2 separate regions of the Homo sapiens genome follow, and region 1 is linked to region 2. Evidence: chromatin contacts called from ENCODE Hi-C or POLR2A ChIA-PET data. All regions are on one chromosome and are shown on one strand. Each heading gives the region's core, a stretch centred on a gene start or an enhancer-like site at or near the end of the contact. The rest is flanking DNA. Distances are from core to core; before and after follow the strand shown. Region 1 overlaps EPS8 (EGFR pathway substrate 8, signaling adaptor). Region 2 overlaps PTPRO (protein tyrosine phosphatase receptor type O).

Evidence for each region. Hi-C counts contacts between places; a loop is a spot of excess contacts on that map. ChIA-PET counts read pairs that join two places held with the same protein, here RNA polymerase II (POLR2A). Pooled maps may share reads with other maps.
Region 1: a pooled map shows a loop between it and region 2 (4-fold over the local background). The contact joins two enhancer-like sites. A Hi-C loop is called at or near these places in 2 of 168 maps with a recorded cell type or tissue (Caco-2 and HepG2) and 4 of 50 pooled maps. POLR2A ChIA-PET finds 5 or more read pairs at or near these places in 1 of 52 experiments (activated naive CD4-positive, alpha-beta T cell).

Annotation. Positions count from the first base shown.
Region 1 is chr12:15,723,786-15,729,791 of GRCh38, reverse strand. All of the region lies in intron 1 of EPS8 (EGFR pathway substrate 8, signaling adaptor), which reads left to right. Among named protein-coding and RNA genes, the nearest start is that of EPS8, 63 kb to the left of the region's middle. Within about 2 kb of position 1,476, at least 5 of the 41 ENCODE cell types and tissues checked have a DNase peak (open chromatin) inside an H3K27ac peak, as active enhancers do.
Region 2 is chr12:15,597,453-15,603,854 of GRCh38, reverse strand. It overlaps PTPRO (protein tyrosine phosphatase receptor type O), which reads right to left. Exons shown (of 27, transcript NM_030667.3): 27 at 5,524-6,402. Among named protein-coding and RNA genes, the nearest start is that of EPS8, 190 kb to the left of the region's middle. Within about 2 kb of position 4,359, at least 10 of the 41 ENCODE cell types and tissues checked have a DNase peak (open chromatin) inside an H3K27ac peak, as active enhancers do.

The DNA.
Region 1 (6,006 bases), core at 227-2,726, 130 kb before region 2:
ATACACGCATTCTGTGAACACAGTGGAGTCAAACTAGAAATCAATAACAGAAAGATAAGTAAATCTCCAACATTGAGAAGATAACACAACACACTTCTAAATAATCCATAGGATAAAGAGAAAATTTCAAGGGAGATAAAAAATACACTGACTAAATGAAAATGAGAACAGAATATATCAAAATTTGTGGGACACAACTAAAGAAATTAAAAACTAACAGAAATGCAGAATGCCTTTGATTCCTTTGATGCCATCAGTAGATTGGAGAGGGCTAATGAAAGAATCGGTGAGCTTGGAGGTAGGGCAATAGAAACTTCCCTAACCGAAGCCATAAGAAGAAGGAAAAAACTGAAACAGAATATTTAAGAATTGTGAGACAATTACAAAAGGTGTAACATATGCAGAATGGGAATGCCATGAGGAGAAGAAAGAGAGAAAGGATCAAAAGAAATATTTGAAATAATAATGACTGAGAATTTTCCAAAATTAATGACAGACATCAAACCACAAATGTTGGAAGCTCAAAATTAATGAGAGACGCCAAGCTCAGGACAAACACCAAAAAATCTACAGACAGGCATATCTTATTCAAATTGCAGAAATTCAAAGACAATGGGAAGATTTTGACAGGTCGGGGGGTGACTTCACCTTACCTTTAGGGGATTAAGGGTAAGAATTACATCGGACATCTCTTCAAAAACTATGTAAGCAAGAAGAGAGTAGAATGAAGTATGTAAAGTATTGGAAAACAGAAACAAAAATCACTTAGAATTCAGTATCCAGTAAAATTATCCTTCAAAAGTGAAGGAGGAGTAAAGACTTTCTCAGACAAAAGAACTGGGAATTTGCTGCCAGCACAGTGCCTTACAAGAAATGTTTTTAAAAAAGATGGATTTACAAATATTTTCTGCTAGTCTGTGGCTTGTCTTTTCATTTTCTTAACAGTGTCCTTTAGCCCATTTTTATTGGCTTGAATATTTTGCTACCAAAGTTTGATATTAACATATATTGTGCTTTAAATATTTCTAGAAATAGCATCTCTGCAACAAACATTTTCAGTTTAAACTTATTGAAAGTCTCAGGAATGGAGTGTTGTTTTGTGTTCAAGTAAGTCACAAAGCATAAATATTTCACTGAAATGTAAATAGTAAAATCTGTGATTTTAGGCCTTGTATTTTCATGTAAAAGATATATGCTATCCTCACATAAATATGGTGGTATTAGGAGCAATGCCTGACTCTTCAAATTCTATTAATGACTCAGCACCCGGGAGAGTGTTCCTTATTATTGTTGCTGTGTTTGTGTAACATTCTCTAAGGTTCTTTGTAGTGAGGAACAGATGACCCTTCCATGAGTCGGGATCCAGTGTTCTTAAAAGGGCCACTGCTGTAGTTTCTTTAAGCTTCATCTTGGATTGTTATTAGCATGGCAAGGACACTGGATAAGTTATATACACACATACACCCACAAGGCACCCCCCCTGGTTTGAAAATGGAATCTATGAATTGGCTTCCGTGCCTGCTTTTATTGCCATGGTGATGAATAATCTGCTGAGTTTTATGGTTGGCATGATTCTTCTGGATTAGGTCACTTGTGTTTTCTTTCTATAATACCAGTCGACTACGCTTTTGGTAACAGTTAAAGTTCCATCACTAAAAAGCTAGTAGGTAGAATGCAAAACTAATGATTTAGTAGAATTAGCTACATCAATGCTTTTTAATCTGTTGATTATTCCCTTTCAGTGCTAAGTAGCAGGGGCTTACTCATTTCACAGGGCTTTAAATCTTTCCATTGCAGTCAGACCTGGTAGGGAATTATTCTATGCTGCAGTTATAAGTTTTTCATCATTTATTAAAGCATTATGGGAGAACCATCTTGATAAAAGCATCTTAGTAAAGGAAACTAGACTTATTTATTTTATTTTATTTTTTTTGGGGATGGAGTCTCGCTCTGTCGCCCAGGCTGGAGTGCAGTGGCACAACCTTGGCTCACTGCAACCTCCACCTCCCAGGTTCGAGTGATTCTCCTGCCTCAGCCTCCTGAGTAGCTGGGATTACAGGCACGCGCCACCACGCCCGGCTAATTTTTGTATTTTTAGTAGAGACGGGGTTTCACCGTGTTGGTCAGGCTGGTCTCGAACTCCTGACCTCGTGATCCGCCCACCTCGGCCTCCCAAGGTGCTGGAATTACAGGCGTGAGCCACTGTGCCCAGCCTTATTCTTTATTTTAATGAGTCAGAATTTTAAATACCTTGCTTTACTGTATTTACAAAAGTTGTAGCAATGGGTCAGTTGTCTTAAGTTAAATTTATTAGTATCTACCAACATTAAAGGAAATATTAAAGTGTTTCAATTATGTTTAAAATAAAACACAAGAATGAGGAGTGATGGACACAAGTAAAACAATGAATTTGGGATGATAAAATGAGTTGTTGATTTAGAAATATATACTATATGCCAAATGGTCAGATCTACTTGGGGATATAGTGAGAGTTAATCTACTTCGAATCGTTGCTTCTAAAGCAAACCCAGTTGTGTAAAGTCCTACGTATAAAGGTAGATATTAAATCCACGAGGGAAGTAATCAGAACCCCAGGTGCCCAGGCTTTGTAAAAAATTTAAACAGTAAAAACGTAGTCACTTGTACTTAACTTAGATTTAACTAAACAAATTCATAAAATTTCCTGAGTGGAATGATGGTTTCAGAGAGCTAGTGAGTTTCAGACCTTGAAAAAATACCACTCACTGAACTGTAGTCATTCTTAACTGTTTAACAATTGAAATCTAAGTTGTCATATGTTTAAATTAGTACAGTTCTGGTTATGCTGTGTCTTTTCCAACTCATAACTTTCAGTAATGAAAATAGCTTTCTATTTAATTAGCCTGAATTAAATTTTCCTCTCTCTTCCTTCTACATCACTAATGAAAGTGGAGTAATCATTTCTGCTTCAAGGATGACTATATGATTTCATTTATCCCTAATATAGTACACACTACATAGTAGGCACTCGGTAAATCTTTATTCATTCTTTCAGGAGGCAAAGCAGGAACAGATTAACTAATTACCAGCTCAGACCAAGTTAAGAAAAATAAAGCTACAGATTGTCATTTCAAAATTTGCCTCTTTTTGCTGTCTCACTATTTTAAGGAGTGCCCACTATATCACTAATATCTCTGGCAAGAAAGCATTCCATGTGTATGTATGTAAGTGTGTATCTTCATTTTTTGCTGTCACCACACAGACATCAGGCTTTTTCACAAAATCTGACCCCCTCCCTTGACCATTTTTTATAACTACCTGGCATGTATCACTACAGAGCTTTTGTTCTGGTCCTTCTACTTGGACTTTGGCAGATATTTGAACTCTTCTGAGCCAGTGCTTTCCTCTTCAGGGATTTGTTTTTAAGATTTTCTTCCTTGCCAACCACAGAGACTGAATTTTATATCCCACAGATGAGTCTGAGATTTCCAGCCCCCTCCGTAAATCCCATCACTCTGTCACTCTTGACAGTGTAATTATCCCTTTTGTTTCTTGCTGCTTTCCTGCTTGTAATCTTTGTTCCTCAACATGTCCTTCATCTGAAAAAAAAGGCACCCAATCCTTCTTGCTTTGTCAGCTCTTTAATTTCTCTTGTGAAATAGTCCTCAGATATCAGCTCCCCACAAAGGCTTTCTGGAGGAGAAGTGGCATTTTGCTTCCTTAAATCTTTCTGTCTATTCAATTTTCATGAGTGACTGATAACTAGCCATCATATTAAAGTCTTCTGATCTTATATTTAAGTATGATTTTTTATTAGATTTATGTTTTGTTCAGTGTTTATGCTGTTCAGTGTATGCATGTGCTATGTGTACACTTTTAATATGTGTATCTATACCTGTATTTGTAAAACAGAGAAACCTAAAGGCCAAATTCTGCATCTTATTTTTGAACCAATCAAGCAGCCTACTGATGTGAGACAAATTTCAACAAATGCTTAAGACACACATCTGATAAATATATAATAAAACTTGTATGTTGACAGAGCTTGTAAATTTTTAAAATTCATATTTTTCCATCTTTTTGTTCATTTCTCTGTTATTTGATGATGATGAGTCAGGATTCTTTTAATGAGATAATGAGATCTTTACAGGTCTAATGTCCAAGGTTGATACTGTGGTGGTGAGTGAATCACCATATGATGAAGACCCATTGTGTCACCGTATTTTAGAATTTTTCATAAGGTAACAAAGGTATGAGAATTAGGCAGGACAATGTAAATGAAGTGCCGTGTAAACTACAAAATGTATGTGCACACCCATGCAGATTTTTTTTTTTTTTTTAGTTTTTTTCCTTTTTTTTTTGAGACAGGGTATCACTATATTGCCCAGGCTGGATTTGAATTCCTGTTCAATTCTTCTGCTCAAGTGATCCTCCTGCCTCGGCCTCCCAAGTAGCTGGGATTACAGGTGTGAGCCACTGCAACCAGCTACATGACTTTTCCGGAGATCTCTTGAGGGTGATTTCAGGTGATACACAGTTAGTGGTATGAGATAAAGCACATTGCTGCTAAAATTCCAGACAGTCCCCATAAACGAGTAGAAATTGCTTCAGTTATCTAGCAGGTAAGTATCAGATTTGCTGGCTTATCCTGATTTATTGACACAGATCTGTGGACTGGTGGTATCCTATTGGAATGCAGAATGACATTTACCTTGAAAAAGAAAGTGGATTTTTTTTTTTCCTAACAAGATACCTAGGAGTGAGTGATCTGTGGATGTTGAATTTTTTTCATTGTGACATAATTCAAAATGACAAAGTGAACTGAAGACTTATTATTTTCATGCATTGTATGCTATTTTAAGTTTTGGAGAAAAGAACTTCGGAGATCTTATTAGTCTGTTTTTACACTGCTGATAAAGACATACCCAAGACTGGGTAATTTATAAAGAAAAAGAGGTTTAATGGACTCACAGTTCCATTTGGCTGGGGAGGCCTCACAATCATGGCAGAAGGTGAAAGGCATGTCTTACATGGTGGCAGGTACGAGAGAATGAGAGCCAAGTGAAAGGAAAAACCCCTTATAAAACTGTCAGATCTCTTGAGATTTATTCACTACCATGAAAACAGTATGGAGGACACTGCCTTGTGATTCAGTTATCTCCCACCAGGTCCCTCCCATGACATATGGGAATTATGGGAGCTATAATTCAAGATGAGATTCCGGTGGGGACATAGCCAAACCATATCAGAGATTGAAAAGTTTTAAAAGTAAAGTGATATCCATACTTACAGATATTGAGATGTCTGTAAACAGTCTCCCTTACAAAATAGAGCAATGCTAAGATAATTTGTGTGGGAGATATGCATATGTATATCGTATGTCTTTCTAAAATATTCATACATAAGACTCATACAAAGTGACTATTTAATATGTACTTATTATACCATAACAGTCAAAATTTGAAATAGAACTGATCTGAATTAGTTTATATGATTTGACAACACATAAAACTTTGATAAACTTTATTCATATTAAGAAAAGCTACTTTTTCTTTCTGGGTCTAAGTCTCATGTTTACCTAATGTTGAAGTCTTTGAAAGAAGACTTTTTGGTGATATTTTACATATACCTTATACATAAAGTACACAGTTTATCCTGGGAGTCTGAGATGAGGATTGAATATTGACATCAAATTCTGAAAGTTCATAAACCTTAGGATTCACTGACCCAAAGGTGATGTTTTGATTTCATATTAAGAAGCCATAGAATTTTTCTGTTAAGTCAATGAATTCTAGAATATTCAAAGTCAATAAAAGATAAAGAATAATGACAGATGTCTCTATATAAATGATGTAATGATGCTTTTGTACTAGTATAGTTAACCTGTTGGTTATCTTCAAATTTAATTCTGTATTTACAGTAAAAATTAAGGTGACCTTCTGGGATTTGAGAGGTAGCATGAGGTTAGTGGGTAAACTTCATCTTCTTAAGTATAAAATGACTTTACTTAAAAGTTGATCAAAAACT
Region 2 (6,402 bases), core at 3,110-5,609:
CAGTTCACAGAGGGATTAAGTGGTGCTCACAAGCGGTGTCTGTTCACGCCAAGCATCTCTTCTTAACTTGACCCAGGCGTATGTACATATTAAGGTTTGTACAAATTGGCTGTCTTGTCTTAGAAGCAGTCAGCTCTCTAGATATAGTTTTAGTGCAAGGAATTTGTGCAGATTATCTGTACAGCTGCAGACATCTTCATGGAATGTAAATTAGGTGCTGACATTGCTTTTCTGGGAAACCCGCTAGCATAGATTACATACACTGGACATAAAACACACACATTGGTAATACATTTGCTAGTAAAGAATTGGAAATCCAGGCCTGGGAAATCCAGGACTCTTATCTGGAACACTAGCTTCTGCTTTTGCATCAAATGCCTATGACACAAGGTCATCCACATTGGGTCACAGACTATACCTCTTTTATATTCCAAGGTCTGTGACTGTGAGGGTAGCTGCCAGGGGAGGGGGTTCAGGTGTCACCCTGGAAAAACCCAGTCAGTCTAGGTCAGATACCAGCTTCAGATGCTCTTACCAAGTCTATTGAAGACTATCAGGATGGCCCTTAGAGACTGTGGGAGATTGGCTTGTAACAGGGTGGTATGTAATGTACTAAACTATTCCTGGTATTGTTTTCAGATCCTTACACATGTTATCTTCTGATGCCCTATGCAATGGACTGAATTTGCCCCCAAAATTCATATGTTGAAATCCTAATCCCTAATGTAATGATATTAGAAGGTGGGGCCTTTGGGAAGTAATTATATCATAAAGGTGGAACCTTCATGAATAGGATCAGTGCCCAGATAAAAGGAACCCCAGAGAGCTCTCTTGCCTTGTTTCTGCCATGTAAGCATACAAGAAGGCAGCTGTCTGCTACCCAGAAGAGGGCTCTCACCAGAACCGACCATGCTGGCATCTTGATCTTGGACTTACTGCCTCCAGAACCGTAAGAAATATTTAAAGCCACCTAGTTTATGGTGCTTTGTTACAGCAGCCCTGACTAAGACTCCCTATGTGAAAGCTACCATCAGGATGTCATTTCATAGATTAGATGACTGAGTTATATGTAGTCAGGAGCAGAGACTTAGCTCAAGCCTCTCTTCAACCACAGTCCCTTATTCTAAGCCCCTCTGCTCTGCTGTCCTGCTGGACCCTGTCCTGTGTCACTTCCCAAGTTCATTGGTTAAGGGGCAATATGATCTAATTTGGTTTTGGACATGAAGGAACCTTTCTAAGACCATCCTGTTTTATATTTATAAAGGATGTAGTGGTTACAGTTAACTTTTTCTAGTTTAAACTGCCCTTTGAACTTTTTGGTGCTCTTAGAACTGAACAAAAATATTTCGTGTCAGCTGGCTTTGAACTGTGACCATGGCCCTGGAACGCACCAGGACACGCACAAAATGTAAAGGATTGGGTTGCCCAGCATCACTCCAAACACCAAGCCTCATGGGCTCCTGTATGTGTGAGCTTTTGTTGATGTGAAACCACTTTGGGGTATATTGTTAATAGGAATCCAGGAGTCTGATTCAGAGGCAATGGCCTAGTGTAAGGGTAAGAAGTTCTAGTGGGTGTCCTGAGTCATGGTCTTATGATGGGGTGTGAAAAGCAATGACAACCAAAAGATCAGGAGAGATCTAACCTGGAGGAAAACAACTTATAAAGAAGAATTCATATATTTCTGTTAAAAAGTTTATTTATTAAAGGAACCATTATTGCTTTTGTGGCCTTTCCTGAACCCTTGTTTTGCATTGTGGGTTTACTTTGCTCTGCACTGCTTCATCTTTAACTGTCTTCTGGGAATTTTACTGGGCAGTCACACACCATTGCTCTGAAAACTTCCTATTGTAACTTAGATGGAACATTGTTGTAAAGGTTATCCTTGTGCTGCCATATTAGTTAAGGGCAGGTTGATTGCTGTAACTGACAATGACCAAGTTTCAGTGACAATGCAATAGAAATCTATTTCTTGATCACATAATGGGCCAATGCTACCAGATATCCCTGCCCCAAGTGGTGATTCAGGGACCCAGAGTCCTCCTATCTGTGGCACCACCATCTGTGTTGGGGTAGAGGAGAGGGAGAGAGAGAAAGAGACATACACACATTCACAGTCACACACACACAGAGAGAGAGAGACAAGAAAGAAGAGGGGTGGGGGAGGGTGGAATGGAAGGTTGCTCCTGGGTAATTTTCATGGTCCAGAGGCCAGGAAGCACACATTCCATTGCCCAGAACTCTGCAAAGGGTCTTGAAAAGTAGTCCCAGTATGCTCTGTTAGGTTTGCAGTAAGAGTAAATCCACTAGATTCTGCTGAGTGATACATGAGCTGGAGCTGTTTGTGGACATCTTAAGAGAAATGGTCCCCTTGGAAGGTGCCAAGAAGAATAGGTTCAGAAGGCAGGGTGGGAGGATTAGTCATCCATATGGGCCCCAGTGACTGATGCATACTGGGTGTTTCATGTTTGCTGAATGAGCAATGAATGTTCCTCTTTAGTATTGCTTAATGTGGCCCTATAGTTATTAGTACTTTAATATAGTAGTATAGTGTTTCCTGACCCTTCTAGAAAAAAAAGATCACCTATCCTTCCCTTGGACCTATATTGGATACTTTTTGTGTTTCTATCACGGTGTCTGTTACACTTTGTTGCCCTTATTTTTACTTCTGATTTCCCCTATTAGAATGTAAACTAGAAGCAAGAATCTTGTTGCATCCATCTTCATAGCCATAGCCCCTTCTACGGTGCCTGGCATGAAAGGTTCAATAAATAAATGATTTTCTTAGAAGGTTAGAGATTTACCATTTCTCAAATTGAATGTCTGCCCTCTATATTAAACACATTACCTGGAGATGAATCTATTAATTCCATCCTACTGCACTTTATCCATGCTAAGTATGAACGAGAAACAGCATGAAGTTGTGGGGGAAAAGGTTTAGGGCTGGGCAGAGCTGGCCGGGAATCCTGCTTCTGCCACTTTCTAACCCTGTAGTTGTAATTTAACTACGCTGCCTCTTCACCTTATTGTCTCTCAACTTCGTCACCTGGGAAATGAGTATTCTCACTTCCTAATGATGTTTTGAAGTTGAGGATATGAACATAAAGGGATTAGCACATTAGAAAGAAACCCCCATTGCTCCCTGAGTCAGGTGCCATCTCCTTTGCTGCCAAGTGAGAAGCCAGTCCGGTATTCAAAGCAGCCACAGAACCTGATCTTTTTTTTTTTTTTCCAAGATGGGGAAGTAGATTTGGGCTTCAAGCCTATGCCCATGAGGGGCACAGACTCATACATTCTTAATATTAGTAAGGTCCTTGGATGTGTAAACAAAAGAAAAAATGCTTTGCTACCTTAGAAGCAATTCCTCCCTCTAAAAGTGTTCTGTAGAAAAGAATTAGCCATCCACCAGGAACACGGTGGAGGAGACTCTTGTTATGAGCAGGAGGGCAGGACTAGTTTGGTGACTCTCATCAAGCAAGAGCGATCATGTCAGGCTTTCTAGTGGTTTATGAGTAAAAAAACAATGAACATTTGTTGTTTCTGTTATATAAGCCATTGAGGAAAATATTGAACATCATTAAATATGATGGCTGGTGAGTATGTCCAGAAGATATGTTGACGAAGTTTTGGAAGATATAAATAAAAATGTTGAAAAAGACTTGGCTAAGGCTTTCTTGAACATTCCAACAACAGTATTAAAACTGATTATATAGCCTATTTTTAAAAGCCTTCATATTTGTGCTTACCATAGGGCCTAGCATATTGCAAGTGGTCAAGAAACCTTAGATGGATTGATTGAGTGATTCCTACAATATGATTAGATAAACACACATTTGTTGACTGAGTGATTCAATAAATGACTTCCTTTACTCCAGATTTAATAGCCCCAGTTTTCCCAGGTTTTGTTATCATAACCTGTTATTTCTCCACATTTCCGGTGGTTCTAGTGACAATGTCTGGACAGCCTTCAGTCTGTTCATGACCCTCCTGTAATGCAACTCCCAGAGTTAAACCTTATACTTCATCTTTAATCCAGTGACCCACCAGGAAAAGGCCTTGTGATAATCACCAGATAAAACTAAAAGCAAAAAATCTTACTGTTCTGGAAGGCCAGGGGTCAGAGATGTCACAGCTGAAATTTCCTTCAAATGGTTCCAAATGAGGCTATTAAAAGTCAGGGGTGGAAGTCTGCAGGTTTTGCATGTTATATTTTGTTGCTTTATAACCCCTTTGGCCAAAGTGAATGTTATAATCAGCGATGGGCATGACTCTCAGACTTCATCGCTGTGCCAAGTACCAGACTAGAGATCTGTGAGCTAGGAAGCGAGCCAGCTATTTGAAGCACATTACATCAGACATTTCCTGAGGTGTAAAGGAAGGCCTCCTTGCTAGAAAGCAGGGAGAATTTTGGCTCTTAGAGGTTGGACTCAGTAACTTTAACTCCTTGGCTAAGGGCCAATCCTCTAGCAAGCAGCTATCAAGTAGCCTGCAGAAAATTCAAATCCAAAGCATCTGATCCTGCTTTGCCTGTTGACACCACAGCCTCATTTGAGAGCTGTGTCACCTTTTTGGGAGTAGGAACAGCTTTTAGGAAAGGAGAGACATTATAAAATCTGACATTAAAAAAAAGTAGTAACTTTTCTAGTTTTACATTTTGGAGGCAATGTTGTCTTTACAGTGGGAAATTGTAGACCCCGAATTAAAATGCTTTTCCAAAAAATGCTGTCATCCATCACTTTTTTCAAGTTAAACGAAATCATCATATGAAGTAATGGATATACTGCTGTCAACTATTACATTTATTAATTAGATCCTAATGGTAGTTTCTCAATTAACTTCATAAATTATCTTTTGCAGCCAAGGAATTTGATCTCAATAGCCCTCAAGGCCTGGTGTGGTGGCTCACACCTGTAATTCCAGCACTTTGGGAGGCTGAGGTGGGGGGGTCACCTGAGGTCAGGAGTTTGAGACCAGCCAGGCCAACATGGTGAAACCCTGTTTCTACTAAAAATACAAAAAATTCGCTGGGCGTGGTGGCACGCACCTGTAATCCCAGCTACTCAGGAGGCTGAGGCAGGAGAATCGCTTAAACCTGGGAGGTGGAGGTTGCAGTGAGCCAAGGTCACGCCATTGCATCAATACACCCCAGCCTGGGCAACAGAGAGAGGATCTGTCTCAAAAAAAAAAAGAAAAAAAAAATAGCACTCAAAATGAAATGTTTTGTAACGCTCAAGTTTTTAGATCTTTTTGTGTGCCATACAGGCTATTATGAACACATGCACTAAGGCCCCTGTGTTCTTTTAGAACAAAGCATTACTCAAATGAATTTTAAAAACCCTAGTTAATAATACAGAGGCTCTGGAAGCCTCCCTTCTGAATGCTTAAAGTTGGGTCCTGGTGTGGAAACAGAACTGGTTAGAGTAGCCTTACGGAACATACATGAGAGAACAAGACACAAAGCACCTTTGGGTCAATTATCGTATCTGATACTTCTTATACCTGTTGCAAGATATGGAGTTATGATTAGGTCATTCTTCAGTTTATTAACTGAGACCCAGGAGAGATAATTCCAAAGTCATTATCAGGATTAAACAAGTCTTTTGACAGACTGATGCCTTTTCCATCATAAACTCTACAAACTGAAGAGCAACAGTGTTCCAGAGAACAGTGTGACCTTCCTGTAGTTTTGACTCTAAGCCTTCAGTCTAAACTCTGGATACTTCCTCTTTCCTTTTGGGAAAATTGATCTGGCACTATTTGATCCCTACCTTGAAAGGGTGCTCAAGAAAAACATAAAATATTTATGAAGTGCTTTGTTTCATGGGAAGCAATGTTCCAGGATGCAAAACTTCTGTATGCTCTGAGCAGCAGTGTTGGAAACGTACTTCAGCTTACCATACATTGTATCAGCTCTTCCAAGGTTGCACATTTCACTCCTGACTGCCCATGTGTGAAAATCTAAGAATGTCACACATCCCTTTGCCACCTTTCATTAACCATGTTTGTTCCTGAGAATGGTGCGACACATTATTAAAATGTCCAAAAAGGGAAATAAAGGAGTCGGGGGTGAGAAGAAGAGGAGGAGGTGGTAGCAGGGAGGTGAGTAGGAACTGACAACCCCTGAGGAGCCCAAGCTGTTAACCTGCAGGGTATGGGCATCCTCTGCCATTCACCCTGCAAGGTGAAACTGAGACTCACTGGCCAGATCTTGCAAGAAACTCTGCCAAGGTCTGCCATGGCCAAGCCTTTTCAGTGACAAGAGACGGTGGGGTGCAGAGCTGTTCATTTGGCATCCTTCACCAACACTAAGGTCACTGATAAAATATTAAGCTGATCTTATATCTGTGGCTTCATGAAGATGATCAGGGATGGAGGGAAGCCAGGGAAGGGGCAGTGTCGGGT